2 separate regions of the Mus musculus genome follow, and region 1 is linked to region 2. Evidence: chromatin loops called from intact Hi-C (ENCODE). Cell type or tissue: left cerebral cortex. All regions are shown on one strand. Each heading gives the region's core, and the rest is flanking DNA. Links, peaks and the distances in the headings are about the cores only.

Evidence for each region. A loop is a pair of places that touch in the nucleus more often than their neighbours do. Peaks named below come from ENCODE experiments on the same cell type or tissue, not always from the same donor. Only the 100,000 strongest peaks of a DNase experiment are listed, where the experiment ranks them.
Region 1: a loop joins it to region 2, with 2.7 times the contacts of the local background. A loop is called at or near these places in 4 of 42 quality-filtered maps.

Annotation. Positions count from the first base shown.
Region 1 is chr10:64,081,334-64,089,669 of GRCm38, reverse strand. All of the region lies in intron 7 of Ctnna3 (catenin (cadherin associated protein), alpha 3), which reads right to left. It overlaps Lrrtm3 (leucine rich repeat transmembrane neuronal 3), which reads left to right. Exons shown (of 3, transcript NM_178678.4): 2 at 288-1,822. Among named protein-coding and RNA genes, the nearest start is that of Lrrtm3, 4.8 kb to the left of the region's middle. In left cerebral cortex, for the core only: a CTCF peak has its summit at 5,091 (motif pointing left); DNase peaks (open chromatin) are centred at 4,247, 4,585, 5,062, 5,633 and 9 more places; H3K4me3 peaks cover 6,093 bases; H3K27ac peaks cover 5,118 bases.
Region 2 is chr10:63,419,834-63,428,169 of GRCm38, reverse strand. It overlaps the pseudogene Gm7075. Among named protein-coding and RNA genes, the nearest start is that of n-TStga3, 5.6 kb to the left of the region's middle. In left cerebral cortex, for the core only: CTCF peaks have their summits at 3,544 (motif pointing right) and 5,737 (motif pointing left); DNase peaks (open chromatin) are centred at 3,567 and 5,717.

The sequences.
Region 1 (8,336 bases), core at 309-8,308, 660 kb before region 2:
AAAATTGAAAAAAAATCCTCTAAGTCTATGTAATAATTCTGCTTTAATTGTTTTAAAGATTATCTTTCTCTGGTCTAAGACTATAAATTCAATTATCAGTGGCTACATTTCCTTGTTTAACTGATAGAAATATGCAATATCCTTCTATTACAAAGATGATGTTTGATGCTAAATGGTATCTAAATGTTTACATTTCTGAATGTGGAAATGAACAGCTAGTTTTGCTTGGTTAAAAAAAATGCATTCGTTTTGGGGGGATAACTTTTCTAAGTTGTTTTTATTTCCAGGTTTCAATGTAATTAGGCTACTGCGAGGATCAGCTGTAGCGGTGGTTCTAGCACCCACTGTCTTACTGACAATGCTTTCTTCTGCTGAACGAGGATGCCCTAAGGGTTGTAGGTGTGAAGGCAAAATGGTATACTGTGAGTCTCAGAAACTGCAGGAGATACCCTCGAGTATATCTGCCGGTTGCTTGGGTTTATCCCTTCGCTACAACAGCCTCCAAAAACTTAAGTATAATCAATTTAAAGGGCTCAATCAGCTCACCTGGCTCTACCTTGACCACAACCACATCAGCAATATCGACGAGAATGCTTTCAATGGGATACGCAGACTCAAAGAGTTGATTCTGAGTTCCAACAGAATCTCCTATTTCCTTAACAACACCTTCAGACCTGTGACCAATTTACGGAACTTGGATCTGTCCTACAATCAGCTCCATTCTCTGGGATCGGAACAGTTCCGGGGCTTGAGGAAGCTGCTTAGTTTACACCTCCGCTCCAACTCACTGAGAACCATCCCGGTGCGGATCTTCCAAGACTGTCGCAACCTGGAACTTCTGGACCTGGGATACAACCGGATCCGAAGTTTAGCCAGGAATGTCTTTGCTGGCATGATCAGACTCAAAGAGCTTCACCTGGAGCACAATCAATTTTCCAAGCTCAACCTGGCCCTGTTCCCAAGGCTGGTGAGCCTTCAGAACTTGTACATGCAGTGGAATAAAATCAGTGTCATAGGGCAAACCATGTCCTGGACCTGGAGTTCCTTACAGAGGCTCGACCTGTCTGGTAATGAGATCGAAGCCTTCAGCGGACCCAGTGTCTTCCAGTGTGTTCCCAATCTGCAACGCCTCAACCTGGATTCCAACAAGCTCACATTTATTGGACAAGAGATTCTGGATTCTTGGATCTCTCTCAATGACATCAGTCTGGCTGGGAATATATGGGAATGCAGCAGGAATATCTGTTCCCTGGTAAACTGGCTGAGAAGTTTTAAAGGTCTGAGAGAGAATACAATCATCTGCGCCAGTCCCAAAGAGCTGCAGGGGGTTAACGTGATCGATGCGGTGAAGAACTACAGCATCTGTGGGAAGAGCACTACCACAGAGAGGTTTGACCTGGCCAGGGCCCTCCCCAAGCCCACATTTAAGCCCAAGCTCCCCAGGCCGAAGCACGAGAGCAAGCCTCCTCTGCCCCCCACGGTGGGAGCTACCGAGCCCAGCCCAGAGACAGATGTGGACACGGAGCACATCTCCTTCCATAAGATCATCGCGGGCAGCGTGGCCCTTTTCCTGTCGGTGCTGGTCATCCTCCTGGTGATGTACGTGTCCTGGAAGCGGTACCCCGCGAGCATGAAGCAGCTGCAGCAGCGCTCCCTCATGCGAAGGCACCGGAAGAAGAAACGGCAATCGCTCAAGCAGATGACTCCAGGCACCCAGGAATTTTATGTAGATTATAAACCCACCAACACGGAGACCAGCGAGATGCTGCTGAACGGAACGGGACCCTGCACCTATAGCAAATCAGGCTCCAGGGAATGTGAGGTATGAACCATTGCGATTAAAAAATAATAATAATAAAGGAAGGAAGGAAGAAAAAAAAGAAAAACACAGCGCGCTCTTAACGGCTGGGAAATAAGGGGGTGCTTTATTGAACTCCGCTGTCTGTCAAGGGAACACGGTGCCCTCCCCTCCCCCTCCCTCTCACTATGCTGGCAAGGGCCTTCCCTGTCCCTCGGAGTGTGTTCATAATACTGGTCATTTTTCCTCTCATAAATAATCAACCCATTGAAGTTTAAATACCACAATCAATGCGGAGCTAGAACTCCGGTTTAACACCATGCCTAGTGTCTAAGACTCTTTATGGATCTCATTAACATAACATTTGTTTCCAGATTTAAAAAAAAAAAAAAACTTGTTTTCCCCCTCCCCACCCCCCCACCCCCCCACGATGCTCACACTGGCTCTTCTTCTTCATCTGGGAGTCTCAGAGCTCCAGCTTAAGGTGGTGTGCGCTTTAGCAAATCTGGGAGTGGGGGGGTGGAGGGAGTGATCCCAGGACCTTGGAGGGTTGAATGCATTTGAGGAGATGACTGGCTTCAGGCACACAGTAGAGAGTGAGAAACAATGCCTGCCTTATCAAAGAAAATCCGGGAAAACTCTCCACAGAGGGTGGTGGGTTACAGCAGATCCCTGAGCAGTTTCTAGGGCTTCAGAAATCACAACCAGCCAAGCACAGGGACGGACGGGTGTCAAAGGGTTAAGATGCCAAAAGCAGATGGCTGCCAAACACAAGGAGACCCTGAGAGCACAAAGTTTGAGCCTTGCAGTTTCAGCTCAGATCCCCCCCCCCTCCCCCGTGTGGCTGTGGAATAAAACTAAAAGGGGTCACCGTAGGTTTCCCTCTGCCTGTGTGTTCCCTAAACATGTTGATTCATTACACAACCAAGTCAGGAAATAAACACATCCCTCCTCCGAGGAAGCAGCTAGTCCGCTGGAAGGGAGGGAGTTTTCAGAGATGAGGTTTGCTAAGTACTCTCTGCAAGCTGGAACTTTACCAGGATTTATCTCTTTGCCGCTTCTTTCCCAAGACCCCAGTGCAGTTCATAGAATCCTGAGCCCTGTGACGTCCTGTTCAGGGCTTGTGAGACTGTCCTGTGCGTCCTGTGATGTGTTCCACACAAACCAGACCCCTAAGCACTGACACTTCATTCAGCTATCTGAACACACACATGCTTCCCCAACGTTCTCCTTTCAAAGGATGCTCCTGGTAACACCTTGGTACATGGAGCATGGAAAGGGGGGGTGGTGGGGTGGGGGGGAGACTGACTGTGACAGCTTGTCTTTGCTTTGCTGTTGTTGACATCGCTGTGTCTCCGTGTTCATCTGTATTGTAACTCATCCGTCAGTACAATTCTGTACAGAACTGGCCTGGCAGCCTGCACGCTGCATGCATGTTTTTTATGTCGTTGGTGAAAGTCTGTCGACTGCAGCTCGGGTATCACGCCCTCTGTATTTATGGGGTTTCAGAGAAATATATTTATTTTTTGCCACCCCGTTTTGTTTTGTCCTCTCAGATGAGCACTTTCGGTGTGCACGCGGACCGTAATGATTTTGCTTTCTGCATTAAGGACGGTTCAGCTTTCTGACCGTCCAGGCCTCCCATCTTTGACCCCATCCCTAGTCTTTCAGAACAGTCGCTGCAAAAATAATAATAATAAAAGCCATGAAAAAGTGAATGGCTATTTCTTACTAGCATTTTTTTAATGTATGTAGAGGATGGAGGTCTTCCAAAGGCTGAAAGGGAAAGATCTAGACAAGTCAGTGTGAAGTAGAATGATAGCAGGGGATCCAGATTCTTAAAGTCATACTTCTAAGCATAAAGAAGAGCAGCATTTCGAGGGGACTCGCCATTAAGGTGCTTTGATGAGGCCAGGCAGTAGCTCAGGAAAGTATCACAAGTGCAATATGTTTACCCATGACTAACCATCGAGTATACATTTATTAATGCCAAATGGCCACAGAGCCCCAGTGGATCAGTAATGCAGACACATCTTACGGTGTCAGGGGCTGGGTGGCCAAACCCACTGAGATGCTCTTCAGTGAAATTGTAATTTTACTTTTTCTTTTTCTAGACTGTCAGTAAATACATATTCCATCTAAATTTTTTCCTTTGGTCAGCCTCATTATTATCTGTACTATGAAGATGACTGTAATAATTAAATGCACTGTTGAAGTGGAAAAGGCCCCTTTCTCTTCTTTTACTTGATCCTCTGCCTTATGTATCATGGGAACAAATTCCACACATACACATACTTGGAATATATATATGCATATTTTCCAAGTATGCCATTGGAATGTATAAAACCTGTTTGCTCTATTGAAAAGTATTTGTTAGGCTCAGCACCACTTGGTGTGTTAAACTGATGTAAGATTGAATGAATGACCAACATTTTGAAGGCTGCTCATTTTCAATGCCTTAGAGATTTACTGAAGGATAAGACGCCAGACAAATGCCTTAGAATAATAAAACACTTTTTGATTCTGGGCATGAAACTGCAGGGGGGTGGGGGGGATTGGCAACACGTGTTTTTCCTTAGTTAAGGGCTCTTCTCCAGCTGTCAGAATGCCCCGAGAACCAATTTGTGCAACCAATTTGTGCAACCTAAGGCGAGAGTTGTTTCTGCACTATTGTGTCGCCCAGAAAAGCCAGGTGGTAAGTGTCCTCCTGATCAGAAATGACTGTCCTTGTATCTGCCCATGGCACTTGTAGACTGTATGCCATGCTTCTACTTTTTATATATAAGCATTTAAAATGCACTGCGTATTGGAGAAGAATCCTTGGCTATTCCTTTTTAATTGCAAATTTACATGAACTGGTCGGTTTCCCTCAGTTAAGGGAGCTTTCTGACCTGTTGAAATGTTCCGTGGAGACCCATGGCTGCAGGAGTCTCTCTGCCTTTAAATGCTTTCTCAAAACAGAGAGGAAGTGGAGTCCATTCTTTTGGACTGAACGTTTGTGATTTGTGTTTTGTGTTTGTTTCTCCTTTATTTATTAACCCCGGTACACACTGTGCTGAAGCAGGCGTGCTCAGTGCCAGAGAATTTTAAGCAATGTTATGCAGCATATAATCATTTTAAGTGACTTTGTACCTTCCAAGGATGTTGACATGACATCTTTCCAAAGATTATTAACCATTTGTTTGTATGTTTGTTTGTTTTTCTTTTTAAACTTGGTTTGGTGCTTCAACTATATAAGCAGAGACTGGCAATGATGCTTTCTATAGAGTAGCACTGTCCTCTAGTGGCTAGTCCAAGTAACTACAGCTGTTCGCACATTTTTAGCGTCTTGGTTTTTGTCTTTTGTGAACTTATTGGCAGCATAGGTTTCTCTGTGCATCATACTGATTGTTAACTTTGTTATGAGGTATAATTATCATCCACATTATCAAATATATGAATGTATATTCATATTTCTCAGTGGTACCAGAAAGAAAAGCCATTACATTGGTATTGAGAGCTAGAGAAATAAATACCCAAAGACACAGAGCAAGCCCTAACGCAGTAAAAATAGATAAGAAACACTTGAAGTATTTGTACTCAACGATATTAGCCCAAGTCATCTGTAATGTTTTCGTTAAAAGTGCTACTATTTTTTTGTGGTCAGGATTCTGAAATAGAGTGTAACAGGCTCGGGGAACCAGATCCCTGCATTGCTATTGAGGGAATCGGACCAACTCTTGCTTGTCAGTAGTTATGGGAAAGCTATCCATAGGAGGGAGGCCTCCCCTGCAGTGTCAGAACTGTTCTCCAGTTTGTCGACCATGTCAGTGACCTGTGCTTCGCCCCCGGGCTTTCCCCCTCCTTCCTCCTCTGCTGCTAGCTAAACAGTGGTGCTATTAGCCTCTCTGACAAGGGTGGTACAGTCTAAGAGGCGCTGATTCATGGATAATGAAATTACGCTCTCCCTCTGGGGAAGGGGAAGGCAGCATCACATGCGTAGCCTTGGCAAGGGATGTCAGGATGCTGTAGGTGCGCTGAGCATCTCTTCCTTTGTCGTTTACCAATATGAGAACACGAATTGCTTATTTTAAGTGTGGATTTGGACTAGCATCAGATAACAGTGTTAGCCCATCAAGCTGGAGACAGAATGAGTCCTAAACACAGCGAATGAGAGTTGAGCCATGAAATATGAAAAATTCAAAAGTCAAATTGTTTGTTTGTTTTTCCCCAGCCCAGGGTTCTAATTGGGATCTAGATCTGTAGCAAACCAACCCCTGGTACCTTACTATCTTCATACTCTTTTACATGTGTATTAAAAAACAAAACAAAACAAAACAAACAAACAAACAAAAAACCAAAGGGCATTTGGGACAAACCATATGCAGGAAAAATACTATCAGCAAAATTGAATAACAAACCTTGTAAGAGAAACAGAATGCGTGGGTATTAAATACTGTGTGGTAAACGGCTCTTCAAAGCCAATCAAATGCCATCACCCTAGACACACAAGGAGAAGTCGCAATGTCCTCAGCCACAGTAGTCAAATGAACTGGACCTGATTTTTACTCAGCCTCCAAAGTCATTGGTGACTTGGAGTTAGTGGATAGACTGTTGTAAAAATACCACAAAAAGAAACTAAAAGTTAATGGTGTCTCACATGTGGGAAAAATATCACAGCAGTGAGTGACAGCCCTAGAAATAAAGATGCAATTCAATTCTCTCTGACACTTGCTAAGTCAACTCAGGTACATTTCTTGGCTTTCCAAAATTTGAAGACACCCACGCATTAGATTAGTTTGCAATAATGACTGAGTGTGAAAAGCTTTGCTTTTTTATAAAGTGGTCCTTCCACACGTGTGTGTGTGTGTGTGTGTGTGTGTGTGTGTGTGTGTGTGTGTGTGTGTGTTTAAAAATAGCACTTAGTGAGATGCTCTACTGGGCTTGCTTCCGCTCTGTGTTTGGTACAGGTCAAAGAAAAGAATCATTTTGCATCAGGGAGTCTAGAACTTTTGACTCCCACAAAGATTAACATCCTTCATCTTGGGTTTTCTCATATCCATCTTGAGGAAGGAAAAAAAACCCACAAGATTTTATTAGTAATCACATATATGTGGATATGGTATATAGCATATATATGATAAATATAGCAGTACCAACCAGAGAACACTGAAGCAAAAACTTATCAATCTAAATAAAATGTTGATCTGTACCTTATCAGCCAGAGGCTTTCCTTGTTGGTTCGGCTTGCCTTCCTCTCCTGAGCATGACTGACTCTGTTGACTTTGTACTGACAAATAAGCTTCCATGGCAAGATGGCCCTGCTTCCGAGCAGCACTGGAATGGACCATATGTGTTCTGCAAGCTTAGCACCTGTTGCCACCATGTGGCTCACATCAAGGCTTCCATCCCTTACAACCTTGGAATGCACATCGCCAGAACCAGTTTACCTTCACTAGTAACTGTGAACACTGGCAACCAGGGGGCTGTCAAAAAGAGGCATAAAGAACAAGAGATTCCTCTTATTCCTTTTACTTCTTTAATTCCTTTCATCGTTAAAGCAAATAATTAATCAGAGAAAGACCACAACCCCACTTCCCATCTCACCGAGTATATGGTTAACTAATGTGGAAACTGTCTCTTTGCTGTTTGGGTTCCCGGAACACATCGAGAGAGCAGAGAGAAGACCCCAGGGTTTTAAAGAAATTTTTTGTTGGCTTCACTTGCAAGGGTGACAGGGGAAATAAATGTTCCTGAGTGAGCTCTCCAAATCTTGTGAGGAGCGACCCAGGAACATAAAAAAGATAGGGATCTCTAGGTCACAACAGAAGACCGTCATAGTTTACCTATATTAGGACCACTGTCTAAAAGCAGGGAATCTGGAACCAACATGGCCCATCTCAGGAGAGACCAGAGAACCTTCTTCTGTCCTGTCCTTCCCAGCAGGTTCTGAAGTAGGAATTAAACATTTCCTGACAAATCTCTGCATTCTCTTACTATTGTTGGTGGGGGGCGGTCGTCCTTCCTAAAAGATGCTTTATCTTTACCTGCTGCTCATACATAAATTGGAATTCCCTTTGCAAAAGAGACCACTATTCTGACATTACATACACAAAACTTGTTTACAGCGTATACATCATTCCACAGATGGAAGAAAGCACCAATTACCCAATAGAAAGTGTGTTTACATTAAATATTACAGCATAAAGGAAATGAAAGGCCAACTGATCCTTCTATCTTTGCTCTAAAACCTGCTAAATATCTCTATAGTGTTTTCTGATTTTCAGTGGAGAGAGAGAGAGAGAGAGAGAGAGAGAGAGAGAGAGAGAGATGATACAATTGAATTGCCAGTCTTGCAAATACAAAAACTCTTTGCCTACCCAATTAACTAACTCAGGACAAGCAGTAAAGGTATCAACTGTATTCCATCAATTAGAAGCATCAATAGCAGAGTTTTGTTTTCTTGGGGATAAAAATGGGGTTTGTTTTGTTTTTTGGGGGTGTGTGGTATCAGATGTAAAGCAAAGACTACACACATTCAGCAAAGGTAGTTTGTTGA
Region 2 (8,336 bases), core at 310-8,309:
TGGTTGCTGGGAATTGAACTCAGGACCTATGGAAGAGCAGTCAGTGCTCTTAACTGCTGAGCCGTCTCTCCAGCCCATAGCTATCTATTTTGAGATTGAATTTTGCTATGCAGCTCTGGCTGCCTAAAAGTCTCTATGCAGAACACGCTAGCCTCAAACTCACGGAAATCCACCTGCCTTTTCCCCCAAGTACTGGGATTAAAAGGTCTGTGCCACCATGATCAACTTTTTTTTTAAATTTCATGTATACATGTATATATAGGAGTGTGTGTGTGTGTGTGTGTGTGTGTGTGTGCGTGTGCACATATACCTCGTGTATTTAAAAGGTTATGTGCTGCTCAGACTCCATTTCCCTACTTGTGATGCTATGGTCAACCTATCACAACTGGTGGATCCTGAGAGAGGAGGGGAGGCCAGAACAGCTGGGAGTGATTTTAGGTTCGGGGTGGAAGCCGAGAAAACTCACTTCAGATACAGAAGCTTAAAAAGGAAATTTTATTTTCTGAGCACTTAGGAATTGCAACAGCAATTCAGGATCTGAACTGAGTTCCTGAAGGGAGATTGTACAACAGTTTTATAGGATGGGAACACAAAGTGAGGGGGGAGGAGCTGGAGAGAGCTGCAGTGGTATCTTGTGTCTTGACATTATGGGTTAAGCAAAGGAGTACCCACTGGAGACTTGTTTGACCCTGCTCGTAAGGTCCTTGAGATGGCTGGACACAGACAGCTGACTCCTTACACATTGTCCCTGAGATATCTGGGCTCAAACAGCTGTTTACAACAGAAGCTCTTGAGCTCTAGGGAAGTCCCCAGCTCCCCCGGGGCCTGGGACCTTGAATGTAGTTTCTCCCTCTGATTAAACGGGGTCTGAAAAGACAATAATAGTACTTAAAATAAGTTTCTTTTGCTTGATCCCAACAGCTAAACCGCAGGCGGCAGTGAGCATGGCGACCCAGTGAGACGGCTCAGTTTCCTCAGGGAACGAAAGATATTTAAACCTTTGAGGGGTGAACAGGGGTCATGGGTGAGAGTACATCATTGGCCAGGCAGGGCTAGGATGCTAGGAATGCCTCATTTGCGTAAGGAGGAATTGCAGATGCTATTGGACACAACCTTATAAGGGGAGAGGAAGTTTAACCTGGCTACTGGCTACATGACCTCTGGAACAGGGGAGGGGCAAAAGTTGGGGCACAGGGCTATGTGCACCACGACTTGCAGGCCCGGGGCAGGAGTCAACAATTCTAACCCTCTGATCTCAGGATGAGATTTTCCAGTGTAAGGGTCCGTGGTTCACTGAAGAATAATATCCCTGACTCAAATAGTATGTAAAAACAAAGTGTGTTTTATTCTGCAGAAGTCCACCATGCTAGGGTTTACCATTACCAAGATAGAGATACCCAAGTGAGCTTGCAGGCCTGATTTAAAGCACACTAGGGAATTCCGGGGTAGGTGACTTCTATGTTAATCCATTGGGTCCATCTCTACGGACATTCCATTACCAGGATGTGGGGGTCTGGAAACTTGCTGAGGAGGTCTGGAAACTGCCGCTGACCCATTGTCCTTGCCTCAGGTCAGGTGGCAGAGACATTCCATTACCTGGGCGTGAAAGCTGGAGTTTTATATTCATACCCTTCCCAAACAACACACTCTTGCAAAACATTGCATGCCCTTTATCCTGGCAGCTTCAAGAAAAACACCACATGTCTGTTCTCAGCAAAACAGCCTCCCTAACCCCTACCCATCTTCTCAGAGAGCAACTTCCAGAAAAATATCACATGACACAATTGAGTCTCTTAAATAAATAAATAAGTAAATAAATAAATAAATAATAAATTTCCACTTCAAGGCAAGCACATACAGACCTGTAGCTCACTAACTTTGCCTCCCTAACAGCAGTTCCCTGGTCTCGTGTCACTTGGATGGCGCCTCCCTCTTCAGTAAGCAAGGGAGAATTTCCTAGAAAACACTAACAAGTGGAGGCTGTAATTCAGTGCACACCTAGTGTAGCCGCTGGTGGCCACGGGTTACTGAGTTCCGGAAAGGAAAGATGGGGTTGGGTAGAGGCTGCAAGAGAAATATCGAGCCAAGACAAAGTTCTCCAATCAAGACCCAGTGTTTACTTATGAGTCTGAGCTGGTGGCTACAGTGTATAGCTGGGACTACAGACACTGCACCCAGCTAGAAATCTTAATTTATAGCAAGGCAAACTAGAAACCCTTTTTGTTAAGTGATTTGCTTAGTGAATAAATGACAATAGGTCTCCATTAGAGATGGTTCTCTCTCATCTCACCCTGCCACGAGGGGTCCCTTCCTGGAAGACACCGGGTGTAATTTTCAGTTTTTCTTTCAGTGTATTTTATATTTATTTCTAAAATATTATATCTTTATGTATTTTGCCTGCATTTATGTCTGTGCACCACATGCATACAAGTATCCACAGAGACCAGAAGAGGACATCAGATCCTTTTGAAGTAGAGTTCCAGGTGGCTGTTAGCCATCATGTGGGTGTTGAGAACTGAACCTGGGTCCTCTGGAAGAGCAGCAAACACTCTCTGGCCTCTACAACCGTCATGTTTTGTTTTGTTTATAGGTTGTTTTGTTGTTGTTGTATTCTAGTTTTATTATATAGTTCTGGCTGTCCTGGGAATAAATTTGTAAACCAGGCTGGCCCCAAACTCACAGAGATCCACCTGAGTGCTGAGATTAAAGGTGTGTGACACTACCCCACACACATCTCTATGCACACCTGAGAACATACACAAGTGTCAGCGTACCAGTTGTTTTGAACTTAGCTTTCCTCCTTTAGACATCCCGTCTTTCTATTCCAAGAGCTTGTTCCTTAGAAGTGGCTCGGCTCACGCAAATGCCGATAGAGCTCGCTGAGTCAGAATGGACAGAACATAATTTATTCAACCAAGTCCTTGTTGATGACCGTGAAAGCGGATTCCGGTGTTTTGATTTTAAAACAAACAAAAATAATGCGGCGGGGTGCGCAGGGGAACTCAAAGAAATTGTGACATTTATACAGTTAAACATGACATTTTCTAATTTTATTAACAATTCAATATGTCCCGGCAACATTATCTGTGACCACAGCCTCTGCCCATCCAAATGCCACCCTGGGTGTAGTAGTGGCTGCCTCTGGCTCAGGAATGGAATGCAAAAGGAATAAGTAAGGGAGAAAACTGATTCCTGGAAGTTGTGCTCTAAGTGTAGCATTCATGTGGACACACACGCACACATGCACACACACATAAATATGGAAATGTAATTTTAAATTTTTTAGAAAGAAACCCATTGTGGTGGTTTGAATGAGCAATGTCCCCACAGGCTCGGGTATCCAAACACTTAGTTCCCAGTTGGCAGTGCTGTTTGGTGAAGTTTAGGACATGGGGTCTTGATGGAAGAAGGACAACCCTGTGAGTTTTGTCATGTTTCCTCACCACAGTAGACTCCTTTTTTTTTTAAGGATTTATTTATTTATTATGTATACAGTGTTCTTCCTGTATGTATGCCTGCAAGCCAGAAGAGGGCACCAGATCCCACTACAAAGGTCTGTGAGCCACCATGTGGTTGCTGGAAATTGAACTCAGAACAGCCAGTGCTCTTAACCTCTGAGCCATTTCCCCAGCCCCACAGTAGACTCTCATCCCTCCAGATAAACAGAAATAAATTCTTTCTCCCATAAATTGCCTTTGGTCATAGCATCTCACCATAGCAACAAGAAAAGAGCTACTAACCAGTTATTTTGTATGCCAACAACAACAACAAAAAAAAGATATATTTAGAAAAAAGTACATCACACATTTTGAGAAGGAAAGAAAAGTGAGCAGGAAGGAGAGAGAGATGAAGGGAAGTGATGGCTCAGTGGTTAAGAGCACTGACTGTTCTTCCAGAGGTCATGAGTTCAAATCCCAGCAACCACATGGTGGCTCACAACCATCCTAATGGGATCTGATGCCCTTTTCTGGAGTGTTTGAAGACAGCTACAGGGTACTCACATACAAAAAAGAAAGAAAAGAAAAGAAACAAGATTAGACAAAGCAAGAGGAAGGAAAGAAAGGAGATTCAAGGAAGCGGCAGAAATGGGGCTAGGAAGCGAGTCAGCTGGAAACGGTTCCTGTCGGGTTGGTCTGGTGCTGCTTGTTTTCAGATGCTGAATTCTGTACCTCTATCTGCTTGCTCTGAGATGAGCAGATCCTCCGGACACAGGCTACTGCTATCTAAACCTTGTTGCCCAAGTTATCCCTGATTGGTTAATTAAGATGCCTACAGCCTGGGCTGAGTAAAAGAGATGGTGGTGGAGGGAGGTTCCTGGGCTTTGGGTTGGGGAGAGACCAGGGAGCAGAGGAAGGGGAAAAGAAAGGAGTGGTCATAGGGTTAGGTAGATCAGGAGGGCTGGCCTGTTGGATAAGAGCAACCCAGGCAGAACGTGGCAAATGATATCTCCGGTTATTTACTACGAAGTAGACAAGGTAGCATAGAGGGCTGATATCTGCCCAGTTCTAAAGTTTTGAGGCGTGTGTGTGTGTGTGTGTGTGTGTGTGTGTGTGCACTCTCTCTCTCTCTCTCTCTCTCTCTCTCTCTCTCTCGTGATTTTTACTTGGGAACTAAACAATCTAAGGTGGGGTAGAAACCCCCAAATAATATTTTCCACAGCAGGTTTTTTCTGAACTCATTCTCTAAAAGCATGCCTGGGAATACCATGACCAGTGGGAAAGGGCGATCGGCGTGCAACAACTTTTTATACACTAGTGACACTAGTGACATAGCAGTAAACAGAGTCCGCAAAACAGACACATCACCAGTCACAAGAGTCCACTCCTGTGATACCAGCCATAAGAAAAACAGGGCCAAACGATTTCGATGAGTTTGAAGCCAACCAGGGCTACAGAACCGGACCAGCTCTCAGAAAACCAGACTTACAGTTCTTACTGTGGGGAAGGAAAAGGCACAGTGAAAACTTGTCCAGCAGTTGTTTAGAGGTTCGTCTGCTGCAGAAATAGTCTCCCCCTTCACCCCATTGTTTCACACACTAAGGTGTGTATGTAGACGCCCACCCTCATCCTACCTTGGGCCACAGATAACAACTGGCTCAGACTGCTGAACACACACACACACACACACACACACACACCTCTGAACAGAAGAGTTCTTTCCTCTCCCAAACAGCAATGACGTGAGCGTGGACCCAAGCAATCTGCAGAATCATTAGAGATTGCTTCAGATTCTTCGTGGCCCTAGGCTTTATTCATGAAATGCCTGTTGTGGACAAGATCCTCAGTGGACCCCGCAGCAGAGATAGAAAGGCAGCTCAGCAACCTTCCCATCTGGACATTTTGCAGTTTCGCAGATGAGACCAAAGGCTTTCTGGGCAGACCCTTCTGCTACTGGTAGTCCAATGCCACCATCTTGTGGCTATTGGAGGAAAGATGACCTGAAATTTTATTTGGGGGGCTCTGTGTGTATTTTGTAGTGAAAAAACTCTCTCTCTCTTTCTCTCTCTTTCTCTCTCTCTCTCTCTCTCTCTCTCTCTCTCTCTCTCTCTCTCTCTCTCTCTCTCTCTCTCTCTCGTCTTGGCTGGAACTAGAGAGATGACTCAGCAGTTAAGACCACTGGCTGCTCTTCCAGAGAACCCAGGGTTCAACTCACACCATAAGCATGACAGCAATCATTTGTTAACTCCAGTTCCAGGGGATCTGATGCCCTCTTCTGGTGAGCACCGGCACTGCATGACTGCTGTGCAGACAACACTTACAAGACACATAAAAGGTGTGTGGTGCACACCTTTAGTCCCAGCACTTAGGAGGCAGGGGAAAGAGGATCTCTTGAGTTCAAGGTCAACCTAGTCTACAGAGTGAATTCCAGGACAGCCAGAGGTACCAGGAGGAACCCTGTCTTGAAAAAAAATAGTAATAAAATAAATGTTTAAATACTTTTTTAAAATCATCTTGGTGCTGGAGAGTTGGCTCAGTGGTTAAGAGAACTCATTACTCTTGCAGAGAACCTGGGTTCCATTCCCAGCTCTCACACAGTGGCTCACAACCATTTGTAACTCCAATCCCAGAAGATCGCAGTCCCTCTTCTGACCTCCAGGGGCACCAGGCGTGCACAGAGTGCACATACGTATGCGCAGGCAAAACACTCATACACATAAAATTGTTTTTAAAAACTAAATCATCTTGCTGTGCGTGGCGGTGCACACCTTTAGTCCCAGCACTCGTGAAGCCAGGTGGATCTCTTTGAGTTCAAGACCACCCTGGTCTACAGTGTGAGTTCCAGGACAGCCAGGGCTACACAGAGGATCCCTGTCTTTAAAAAAAAAAAAAAAAAAAAAAAAAAAAAAAAAAAATTAAATAACCTTGTACAGAAATGTTCAGACCTCCTGCCTCTGCGCCCAACGTCCGCGTCGCCGATCTGCGCCGCCGTCATGGCCGACGTGGAGGACGGCGAGGAACCCTGCGTCCTTTCTTCGCACTCCAGCTCAGGCTCCAAGTCGGGAGGCAACAAGATGTTCTCCCTCAAGAAGTGGAACGCGGTAGCCATGTGGAGCTGGGACGTTGAGTGCGATACCTGTGCCACCTGCAGGGTCCAGGTGATGGATGCCTGTCTTCGATGTCAAGCTGAAAACAAGCAAAAGGACTGTGTCGTGGTCTGGGGAGAGTGTAACCATTCCTTCCACAACTGTTGCATGTCCCTGTGGGTGAAACAGAATAATCGCTGCCCTCTGTGCCAGCAGGACTGGGTGGTCCAAAGAATCGGCAAATGAGAGGTGGCCCAGGCGCTCCTGGTGTGGTTGCTGACCCTGGACAACCTTGCCATCAAGTTACTGGACAAAGACTAAACACTGCAGGGGATTCATCCTTGAGAGAGAGAGGATGCTGTGTGCCTTTGAGACTCATCAAAGGCATGCTTTATTAATTTGTCTGTTTAGTTTTGGGAAATTCTCTACAATTAAAATAATTTGTTAAAAATGGCCTTTCCTACCTCTGTGGTGTGTGTGTGATACGTATGCATAGAAGAGCAAGAACACCAGAAAATGATCTTTGTTTATCTGTCAGTACCCACGACTGTGGGAACATTGGGTTCACAGAAGAACATTGTTTGTGTTTATGCTTGAGGGTTAAAAAAATAGATAAATGAATGTTACAGTAACAAATAAAATGCATTGAAAAGCCGACTCCTCCTAAATCATTTTTGTGTTGGGAGAGAGGCAAGTGAGGCAACCCTGCTGTCTTCATTTACTGTGAATAAGGATTTTAACCTGCACTCGGTGAAGAGGGTAAATACGGTGTAACTGTCAGGTAAACGGCTTTGTCTCCTGACTTCTCCATCTTTGACTTGGCCAGGAAGCCTGGACTGTTCAACCACTTAGTTCTAAAGAACTGTTTTCTGTTTTTGCGAAGGTTGTATTGTATGTTTTAGTCAAAATATTAGTAGGAAAATGCTTACTAGTATAACACTGAAGTTCATTATGCAGTGTTTTAATAAATAAAATATTGTGCTTTGAGTTATTAAAGTTTGATATATACTCTTAAAATCATTAAACTAATTCATCAATTAAATAATTCGAAGAAAAAAAAAAGAAATGTTCAAAGTTTTCCAAGACACATTCCCTGAAACACTACGATCGTGTTGTGCATCATCTGGCTAAAATCACTCTGTGTCGGTTCCATGTTCTTCTCACAGAAATTTGGCAGCCTGAAATTCTGTCACCTCAGTTGGAACTGACCATAAGGAAATACCTTCTTTATACTCCTCATTTCTCTCAGGGGCTTCAACTGTCACGAGTATCTAGAGTTCTGAGGTCTTCTTCACTTGAGCAATGAAAAGAAAAAAAATCCTTCCTCCAATTCCTTGTTAAGCAGGTATAGTACTATGTCACTTTGCTTTCATCTTTTCTGAAACCAGCTATAAAAACTAACCCCCACCACGAAAAAGCACACACTTTCTGACAAGCACACAAGATCTGCACTGGACAAGTTGTCGTCGGTATAATCTGCACCTGTAGCAAGCATGTGAGCAGTGTGTAGCCCAGAAGATGGAAATCCTCCTGTCATATTGGGGGAGATGGGCCTCTCAGAGACCAGTCACCAAAGCAGCTGCTGGCAGAACCCAAAATAGAGTTAGAATAGACGACACGGTGAAGTGGCTTCTTCCCTAGTCCTCTGAGGGAGAATTTTTTTACTGTGTTTGCATCAACATACCATGTGTGCGGTGTTGTGGTAGGTACTTTTATTGAGCATCTGCTATTCACAAGACCCACCTGTTCCAAAAGGGCATCCAATGGTGAACAAGACTGCCCCCTCCCCTGAGGAGCTCACACACTTGCTGTA